Linked DNA regions of Mus musculus: region 2 is linked to region 1. A link is a loop called in an ENCODE intact Hi-C map of the cell type or tissue named here. Cell type or tissue: left cerebral cortex. All regions are shown on one strand. Each heading gives the region's core, and the rest is flanking DNA. Links, peaks and the distances in the headings are about the cores only. Region 1 overlaps Grm8 (glutamate receptor, metabotropic 8). Region 2 overlaps Grm8 (glutamate receptor, metabotropic 8).

The links. Peaks named below come from ENCODE experiments on the same cell type or tissue, not always from the same donor. Only the 100,000 strongest peaks of a DNase experiment are listed, where the experiment ranks them.
Region 2: a loop joins it to region 1, with 2.4 times the contacts of the local background. A loop is called at or near these places in 2 of 42 quality-filtered maps.

What each region holds. Positions count from the first base shown.
Region 1 is chr6:28,089,053-28,094,440 of GRCm38, reverse strand. The region is part of intron 1 of Grm8 (glutamate receptor, metabotropic 8); the gene reads left to right. Among named protein-coding and RNA genes, the nearest start is that of Gm52896, 7.2 kb to the left of the region's middle. In left cerebral cortex, for the core only: no CTCF peak of the experiment used is centred there; DNase peaks (open chromatin) are centred at 1,857, 2,378 and 3,127; H3K27ac peaks cover 1,099 bases.
Region 2 is chr6:27,975,398-27,980,785 of GRCm38, reverse strand. The region is part of intron 2 of Grm8 (glutamate receptor, metabotropic 8); the gene reads left to right. Among named protein-coding and RNA genes, the nearest start is that of Mir592, 41 kb to the right of the region's middle. In left cerebral cortex, for the core only: no CTCF peak of the experiment used is centred there; DNase peaks (open chromatin) are centred at 2,932 and 3,231.

The DNA.
Region 1 (5,388 bases), core at 302-5,301:
TGAAGATTGGAGCTTGAACTTGTGCAGGGACAAAGGTGGTAGTCTCAGCCATTGTCCAGACAGAAGCTGCTGAATTCACAGTTGTATTAGATCTCCCTGCTCACCGCACTGTTCTTCTCCCACTGACCAGCAAACAGCTGAAGTCTTGGCTGAGCTTCAACTTGGACAGTGGCTTCTTGGCTTTGTAAAAGATGGTAGGGACTTAATGAGCTTCCCTTCTGATTTAGCACTTGGGTGATTTCTTTCCAACAGCTGCTGTGTCTTCTTGCTCTTTATCAAATGAGGTTTCCAGGTGAATTTACTTCCTCAACAATTTCAGGATGAAAACTGAAGGCACAGAGTCCTGGTCTAGGTGTTAAATCTTAGAGAGAGAGAGAGAGAGAGAGAGAGAGAGAGAGAGAGAGAGAGAGAGAGAGAGAGAGAGAGAGAGAGAGCCAAACTCTAGGCTATATTTAACAAACGTGGCAAGTCCCTCGGCTTACAATTGGCTTGCCCTTGGTTTCTCACAGCAGTGGGGCATCGGCAAATGGAACCTCTACTTTAGGAATTTATTTCTCCCAGATATTGAAACAAACACACACCGTGCAGCATTCCAGAATAAAACTTTTGTAGGAAATGGAACTGGGGACTACATGTTGCCAAAGAAACACTAGGAATTCTGGGGGTGGGGGAGTGGGGGTAACTGGGTTGCTTGTAAGCTGGGAATCTCAACACTTCTGCACAGTGAAATGACTGGAAACAGATGAGCTCTGTGATCATCGGGCAGGGGTGAGGAGGAACATCTGGGAGGGTCAGAGCACTCGGGTGAACAGAGTCACGTGCACTGCCAAGACCCTGATGACTGGGGAGCTCTGAGATGGACAAACTAGGTGACAATCAGGAGAGCCATGATAGAATTTCTCATGAATCTTCCTATCCAAGGGACTCAAGTGGTATGTACAGCAGGATCAGGCTCTGTACTCTTGTAATGTGGACATACACATGCATCATAGCTCTCCACTTGTTATCCAAGTCACTCAATGTGTTTTTACATTAGCTTTATTGCCTGTGAAGCAGCCGTTGTAATAACCACCTGTACTTAGCGTGATGGCTGCTGCTCCTTCCTTGCTATATATTGGTATTGAATTCCGTAGTCCGGATCACTACTTAGACCATGACTAATGCTCAGCAAATGTTTGTTGAATAAAACTGAGTTTTTCTTAGGTTTTGAAAAAGTCTCATCTTCAATCCATTGACTCCCTTACTTGTTGGCTAATACAGTTTGCTGTGCCATTAAGATAGAAATATTTGGAGTAAGGGCTCAGAAAAATAATGATCAAATGCATAGATAATAAATGTAAATATTTTCTCTTAGGAATATAATACATAGCTTATAAAAATTAGGAATATATAGCCCACTGTGTGTTTCATCACTTATGAAATATAAATTATTAGGCAACTACTCATGTTTCTTTCCAGCTATGTCTTCTCGTGTGTCATAAAAATCTGGATGTAGCTTCTCCACTCTGTAAGAAATCTTAGCTATTGCTTGGTTATTGCTTCCTTTTCCCTATCCCCATATGCATTCACGTTTGTAGGCATACAAGCCATGTCTATTTCATCTCCTGGCTAGCCTCTGAATCTGACTTGTGCACCTTTTCCCTTATTGTCTTAGTCCAGCTACTGTCAACTCTCATCTACATTAATGCCGTAGTGCCCTGACTGATAATTAAGGTCTTCTAAGAATGTCTGTGGTAACCGATGATTGAACTTTCTGCTGGCAAGCTCTCCAGTGCTCATGCAAGAGGACTTATGAATGATTTAAACAGCTTGGATTTCCATGGGCTTGCAGAATGTTGGAGGTGCTTGCTTTCTCTCCTACAGAATTATGTATGAGCAGGCTGCTGCCGAGGCTAGTTGGACGTGCGTTTGAAGTGCTCAGAACTTGAGGTTGTTCTGAAGCTTGTAGCGCTCATGGATGGAGGTATATTAATTCTGAGTAAATAAAATTCACCATTATAGAAGACATAGTTCTATGGCAACCCAACACAGAAAGATGAGAAGACTGTTCCATGTGTATTATACAAGCATAAAGTGTTTAATCTAGATTTCTCTGACAAAGTCTGCATGTTCACTTATAGTGCAGGGAAAGGCATATAGGGCTATGGAATTAATAATTCAGAATTCAGAGTTTGAACATTGCTATATCGACTAGGAAATCCCAAGTTAAATGGATGAAGAGAATCAAGTCAGTTCTTGTAGAAGATGATGTTACCACATTGGGAAAGCTTATTGATGGCTTCCCAGGATGGCTATGGGAGCTGACTTGGCAAGGACCACAGAGTATGTTGGTGGAGTGGTATGACTGCATCGCACCCACAAGGCTGTACTCTCAATGTAGGAGGATGGTGAGGAAATGCTCAGATGTAGTGGTTGGGTGGAGAATACATTTGTCAGAAAATAGAAATGTGTGGTTCAAAGACTGGCTCTGTTGCTGGTGCTTTTGGTGCCAGTGGCTTTCAGTTTTCTCATCTCTCTAGCCGGCAGGGCCTCCTCACAGAGCCCAGATGCTCTGTGGCTTTCAGAGCATCGGGTTCATCAGTCCCATGGAGTGAGGCTGTATGAGATAATGTCCATGAATAATATTGCTTCCAGGAGAGGGAAGGGATCTGTTTTTGTGTATACATGCCTGCAGAGAAGGGAAAGAGGAAGGACTAAAGGGAAATTTGTGGAATTTAGTTGGAGATCTAGAAAGAAGTTGGGTACACATAGAACTGTGGGATTCAGATGGCCAAATTTGATATTAGCAAGTTTTCTCCTTTTGCCATAGATTTCCCAGATGAGGTATGACACATTGCATACTCACAGTGAGTGTAACAGAGCACAGGAGATGACAGCCTCATACGTCAGTAGCATCAAGGGGGCACGGGAGATTTGTTAGCATGTATGTCTCCTATCTGACTCATGCAGAGGTGCCTGGGAAGATGGTCCAAAAGCCAGTGTGGAGTGTCGTGACAGGTTAGCTTTGTATTTATTGAATACAGCATCTGCTAATAGCCTCAGATGTGAGGAGTTTTGAAGGAAGTCTGAGTCTGGTCATTCAAGCAGTAGTGGAAATATGATTGGATTTGTATGCATGGGCTGGTGACATCTGGAATGCTTGGAGTTGTGTACAGTCCCTTGCTATGATTATGCTATATTTAATAGTATTCACACATGGTGAGACAAAAAACTACTTAGCACTGATTTGCAAGTGAATCACAGAATTTTCAGTCCAGGAAGAAACTTCAGGAATCATCTATTTCAACCCCCACAGTTTAGAAATTAGAATCAGAGCAAAAGATGGGAAGTGACTAAGCCCTGGGCTGTCAGGCATCTTAGTAGCAGACTTAAGACTGTATCTAGATCTCTGGGGTTCTAGATTTGGTCAATTTATGACAAAAAGGAGGAAGTAGGTTTCTTTATTATTATTATTATTATTATTATATCAATAAGGAATATCAAATACCACTTGGTTTCAATCAAATAAGAAACTCTAAAAATCCTATTTTCACCATAATTGTATTCCAAAGTCCCCAGAGACTTTCTAAGTGATAGCACCTATTTAAAGAGAAGGGTCTAAAACTTCAGCTCTGTGATTAGGTTTCAGCAAAAATTGTGTCTTTGGCTACTACTGCATCTTGGCTTTCCCTCCCTGACAGATTTCTGTCAAGTCTTGTGGTATGTTTACTGCTGACAGGAGCTCAGGCCTCAGATATCTCTTGCTCCTACCCTAGGAGCAAGCTCTTCTCTTTCTTCTCCTTCATGCTCTCTTCCTAGGAACCACTCTCAGAATCTGTCCCCTTCTGTGTACAACTCAAGTGTCACCCCTTAAAGGACAGCTCAGTGCCCTGCCCTGCCCTGCCCTCCCCAGGTTTCTGCCTGTTTCAGTGGCTGTCAACACAAGGTGCGCCCCAGAGGACATTGCCAATGTCAACACTGGGGTGCTAATAGGAGGTGGCCAGGAATGGTGCCAATAGTCTCTACTCCATAGACAGTTCCTGAGACTCAAGCTCAGCCAGTAGCCCCAGGATGGATAAAACCATTTTCATTCAGTCCTTTTTAGCTTTGCTATTCCCCAAGACTGCACTGAGGGCTTATTTATTTGTTTACATACTTTCTGGTCCATTTCCTCCCATTCCTCCCTCTCCCCTCAGTGAAGCTTCTCCAAGTCCAGGAAATTTGTTTTGTTCATTGTTGCATAAGCTTTCAGAACAGTGCTGTGCACCTGCTAGGGACTCCATAAATATGGATGCGACCGATGGAATGAATGACTCTGTCACCACTGTTAGAAAAACAACTCCTGGGGCTGGCCACATGGACAGTGCATCATTCTCACAGATGGGAAAAACACAGCACATACAGATTCGGATGTCAGTCCTGATGCTGATCAGGGTCAGTACACTTTTTTTCTCCTAGAAAACCAACAAAGGATGAAGGTTACTGAAGACAAGTGGGTACTACCCGTGTGACAGCTATCAATGCAACCCAGTGACTCAACTTACTGTGGTCAACTCTGCTCCTACTGAACAGGGATGGAAATGAAGCCATTTGTGCAGAAGCTACAATTGGCAAAGAGTAACAACTTATTGATTCCTGCTGTCCAGGAAGGCCATGTTTCTTCTTCAGGTCTTTTCAATGCTAGTCTGGGTTGAATTGAGAACACAAATTCTACTCAAATGTATTAACAGCTTTCTAATGTAAGCTATCAGCTGTGAAGAAATGAAAAGAATGATTTGAAGCACCGGAAAAGGCCTGAGTCTCAAGCTGGTTTATTTTACTTTGTATGTTATAAATAAAAAAGGAAAGAAAGAGCAGTCTTGCACCAATGTCAAGTTGGAGATTGCCTCAGTACCGCTTTTTCAATAGAACAGAATAATATATTAGTAAGGGCACCTCACTACCAAATGCGATTAGGAGCTTTGTGGAAACAACGACAGAAAAGTGCCTTAATGGCTTTAAAATCCACAGATGGTAAATCAAGGAAAAGATGTGTTTATCACCCTCCGAACACTCTGTAAAATGCACATTGCAAGACTAGGATGCTTCTAATGGCAACTTTGAGAAACCTCAGAAGGATCGTTTCCTCTCCGATACTCAGCTCTTCCAGTGTCTTGTGGCAGTCTGGGGAAGCCACTTTCCTGACCACATAGCATTGGTAAAATGCAGCTGGGCCAACTCCACTTTGCTTGGAGCAGCTGCAGAGAAGAGCCAGGGGGTCAGATAGGTATAATCATGGGTATGCCATGTGTTTCATAAAGGCTTGCACAGTTTGATATAGAATAATGAACACAGTTTAACAGCTGGTTTCAAGTGTTTGAATCCTTTCTGGCTCCAATTTTAGTTATGTGCATTAGTTATGTGACTTGG
Region 2 (5,388 bases), core at 327-5,326, 110 kb after region 1:
GAGGGATCAGTGCTTGTAATCATCTTAAAGCAATATTAGATCAGCCCCCAGGGGTAGTCCTAAGTCATACTCTCCTTGTCATATTTGACTTTTTCCATCTTTCATTTGTATATAAAAGTGTAGAGCTTCCAGAGGGATGAAGGGGAAATTGTGAAAACTTAGTTAGGACAAAGTGCTGCAAGATCCTGTCCTGGGAGTTCTTCAAAGAGCATTTCCAGTCTCTGTAGCTATTTTATCAACATGTATATTTATCTGTGAGGCTGTAAATCCATTCTATTACTTAGAAAAAACAGATCAGGGCAACAGAAAGCAGCATACAGCAAACTCTTACTGACAATTAGTCAGTGATATATCTTTGTAGATAGGAGACATTATTGGCAATTAAATAATATTTTATTTAAAAATTACTCTTTTGTGTTGGTAATTATGATGTTGTGGAGATGCAAAACTATCTCTTGACTACTTTAAAGCAATTGAGAACTTCAAGGAGGAAATTATGTTGATCACTTAATGGTTAGAAGTTTTGGTTCAGGAGGAGATCACAGGGTTGGTTGAGATTTAACTATAATTACCTGGAACTAAGAACCTAAAGTTTTTGAAATAAGATTCTCACTCGAGAGTCATAGGTGCCTGAAGCCTTTCTAATGGATGTAATAGGACAGGAAAATTTACTGTGCTCAGTGATTTTTATATTTAACATGTGCTCTATGGCTGTATTGTGGCAGAAACTGTAGAGAGAGACTTGTCGAGGTGGCAGATGGGGTTAATTGATTTAATTGGACAAGTGTTCATACCAACTGTGCCTGTGATACCATAATCCTTGCATTTTGGAATTTTAACTCATATCACCACGGCTATAAAAATGATTCAAATGCTTCCATTAAACTTTAAATTATATTATTTTCTTGGAAAAAAGTCCCATGTTTATCCTTAAAGGAAATGCCCCTTCAGATGAAAGCAATGACTTCTGGAAGCAGGGTTAATACATTATTCAAGCAGCTGATGTCGGCTCTTACCAGAGTGATAATTCAACATGTGGAGGAAAATAGGAGAGTGTATATTGAAATAAGTTTTCTGCAGTGATTCGGGGCATTCTTCAATGCTGGGACACATTTTGTGTGCACGGAACAGTTACTATGAAAAATTCAATAAGGGCATAATTTGCCAATTGTAGAATGTGAAGTAATGTATTGTTGTAAAAGTTAAGTGAGGTGCAACTAAAATAAGAAGGACTTGATTTTCTTTTTAGGAGGCTTTCCTGAACATTGAGAATACTGTCACATGGGAAGACCTAGGTGGCCCTTCCATCATTACTGTTTCTATCTGAGTCATTACTATGGAAGAAAATAATTTTAGCACCTCATGGATGCTCCTGATTACAGAAACACATTTTTTTTCCCTGTGTTGATCCTTTCAGTATTCTGTGACTTGATTGGCTGTCCATTCTATTTCAGTTCTCACTTATCTGGGGAATGGAGGAGGGATGGATTGTCACTTAATATGCAGAATGTTGAAAAGGCCAAATTAGTACCATGCCAGAGTGTGCCATGGAATATATTAAATATCAGAATCATCCCTCATTTTAATGACAAAGATTTTATCTAGAACAAAAATAGCTGGAAATTCAACCTTTCACATGACAATGATATTAATGGGAATGGCAAATAGTAGCAACTTAACCCATTGCAGAATTATCTGATGACTCTAATGAAAATTCATTAGTTCTGTAACATTTGCCAAGCTCTCACCATGTTAGTAGTGTGTATTTAGAAACCTGAGTGTCTGGACTGAGAGAGAGTTAGTTACGTTCAGGTTTTGGAATATCTGTCCATTGATAAAGTTATGTATTCTCTCAACTTGTACACAAAACTCTATTCTCTGTTCTGAGTTTCTCTCTTCAGCAACATTGATTGCTAGAAAGTTCCAGTATAAGTTGAGGCAGCCTATGTTTTATGTCTGATTAATTAAGGTAGATCATAATGTAACGTATTAAAATTCATTTAGTGATACATTGCATGTCCAGTTTAATTAGAGTGTTTTGCATTTTAACAGAATCTGAGTTTCTAGACGTAGTTTCTGTGAATCTTGGAGAATGAAGATTATGCATTAATGGTAGTTAAGAACAGACATTGACAATCGCTCATTTCTAGGCAATGTCCCTGTTGAGGAGATATAGGAGGCATTTGATAGATTTGATATCTTAGCTGTCTTAGTGTCAGTCTAGCCATATCTTATAGAAACTTTTAAACAAATAACAATATATGTTCACAGAAAGCACAGTTTGACCAGAATATAGTACACAGTAAAAAAAGCCAAATAAAATAGAGAGTTAGATATCGATACACATTTGAGTACTATAAGTTATAAGGTATTGATGTTCTAAGTAATTGCCAAAACTTCCGAGGGCTGAGGAAATCTATCAGGTTGAATATATTAGTGGAGGATGGAAGACTACATAAGGGGCCTCTGCAGTATCTGTCTTGGTTTAATATAGGGGTGTGGCAGTAGAAATAGCAGAGTAGACAGACAGGAGAGACATTTCTGAGATCAAGTTTACGGAACTTGGTAACTGATTAAAAGTAGATCTCGAAGGCCAGACAAAAAGTTACAGCTGACCACGGAGCTCTGTAGCTGCGCAGTTCAGAGAAGGCAAGCACAGTCACAGAAGCGGAGTGGGGAGACGTGTGGAGTGGGGAGACGTGTGGAGTGGGAGCTTGAGTGGGGAGACCTGTGGAGTGGGAGTTTGAGCTTTCTCAGCAACATCTTTGTGGAGACGAGCAACAGGAGCATTGGTCTAGCTAAGCGGGAACGCTCAGCACCATCTTACAAAGATCTGAGTTCAGGAGGCAATGGTGGGTGCCGAGGCTGAGAATGTAGAGAGTGAGAAACAAAGGAAGCCAAGAACAGACTCCTCGGCAGAGATTTCATGAGAATTATGGCTTCATACAGTAACGGGAAGCCAAGATCGGGACAGTGTTCTCTCTTCTTGGTGGATTGGTGGCCATAGGTGGCTCTTAGTCACCTTTGAAGACAGTTTTTATTATAGAAAATGTGCATTTATTTTCTTTGGGTAATTTTTTCATTCAAGGACTATGAATAGTTTTTAATAAGAGAGTAGGAATTTTTTTTTCCAGTGACCAAAACCAAACGTGTATGCGCAGTTACATAGACCCACACTGTGTGATCTAGAGAGATGAGTCATCTTTGCAGAAGTGCCAGAACAAAGAACCATCTGTGTGATTTAAGTTGTTGCTCATTGCTTCTCACCTCTGCTAGCAAAACCCTGAAACTAAGGTGCTTCAGGGGTGTGCTGATTCTGAGATCTTGGAGGAGAATCTCATCTCTCTTGGAGCTTCCGAGCTGTGCCAGCAATCTTCGATCATCCTTAGCTTTGGAGACACATCACTTTAATGACTGCGTCTTAAATCACATAGCCACTTTCTATGTTGTTGTAGTTCTTTGTGTTCTGTTGTTAAAGAGATGCAGCCATATTGGATAGACCCACCTTACTAGTATGATCTCAGCATGAATAATGTTTGCATTGTCTCTATTTCCAAATGGTCACATTTTGAGTTACAGAGGTGAGGATTTTAGCACATCTCCATATGTATGGTTCAATGCATTACAGATGGTCTCAGAGGGGGTGGTGTCCAGAGAGAGGAGTGTGTCTGCGGGGCAATCCCTAAGAACATGTTAACAAATAAGCATGGACACAGGATTTAGTTAATAGAGATGCCTATAATACACTGACTTCAGAAGTTCCTTGGCATTTTATGCAATCCCACTGTTCTGGTCTTGATTACAAGAATAGGATGGCTTAGTATATAGTGCAGGGTTCTAGGTATATGTGTGATCCCAGCATCTCTATTTCCCTGGTTCATGTTGTCAGGAGCTTCCAGCAGGAATGTCAGAGACAACAAATACGACTATATACTGGTTGTGGAACTACTTTACATTGTTCAGTTTCAAAAACCCGTTATTAATAATAACACCTAGAAAATGATAAACATCCATACTGTGTCTTCTAGCCTAATTTATTTCTATTTTCCCCCTGGGTCTCCTTTGGGTTGAGGGGAAGGAGTAGCTTAGTAGTTCCTGGGTTACAACTTATTCATCATCCATGTTACACACCCTCAATGGTTAGAGCCGCGCTCCTCTATTTGTCTTGTTTTAATTATTCAATATAAGGTCTCACGGATACTGTAATAAAGGGGTTGATGATATTTGATCATGTTTTACTATCACAAGCTGGGAGGCTTGTAGCTCCTGACTCAGTAAATGACTTCTTTGAGTCTTTAGACAGTTTCTTTCACATCCTTGTCTTACCTTATTATTCTAGTTTTAAAGGAAGACAGGATAATAAATGTTAATGCTGCTTCTATCATTATAAAGTGCAAGGAAGCCATGGCTTTATCTTTGAAGATAAAAGGAATTTGTGAAAGGAGGATATCTTTTCACTGTAGATTTTCACAGTAAGGAGACACACCTCCTTTAATCAGTAATCATGTTTGTGAATGACTTATCGAAGATGACAAGCTTTCAAGCCATTGTTGCGAATATCACAAGGGGCAGGATAGACCTAAATCTGTCAAGTCTTCTACTGTATGTGACTTTTCTTCTAATTTACTGATGTTGGACATTTCTGACTATTATTTGACATGTGTTCAGAATCTTAAAATCTCAGTGTTAGAAAGGACTGTGAAGAGAGTTGGCAACTTGCATTTAAATAATGGGATACACCGTTTAAATTAATTAACTTTAGTATGTAAAATGATACTTGCCCCCCAAATTTGAGGTGTGATTCAGTTGATCTCATCTTGGTGAGAATCAAACATTAATGGGACACTTCATTCATATTATAAAATTGACAACTACCCACTGATCATATATATATATATATATGTATATATATATATATATATATACATATATTGTTGAGCACATTATTTTATCAGAAAGAACTTCCCCCCTTAGGTTGTAAATAAGAACCAAATTTCTATGAGTAAAAATGGATTTAGTTTTAAGATTAAAACAAAGTATTTTCAATGATGGAAAGAAAAGCATACATAAAGAACAGTTTCCCCCTTAGATGTTCATTGCTTTGGAAAAATGACTTCCAGTAGGCAAAAATCAATTTGACAAAAGCATTAATGTTCTAAAATACTATGAATGAAAGGAAACATTTTAGTTCAATTGAAATTTTTACTTTATATTCATACAGCTGAGTTCCATTGATAACACTACATTTCAAGTTGCAAATCACATTTAATTAATATTAACACCAGGTAATTGGCAAAAATAACTTCAAAGGAGGGCTGAGGAAATCGCAAATTGGAACTGCAGGTGCAGCGATACTGCAGAGGCTCTAGTGGGATCCAAAGAAAGTGT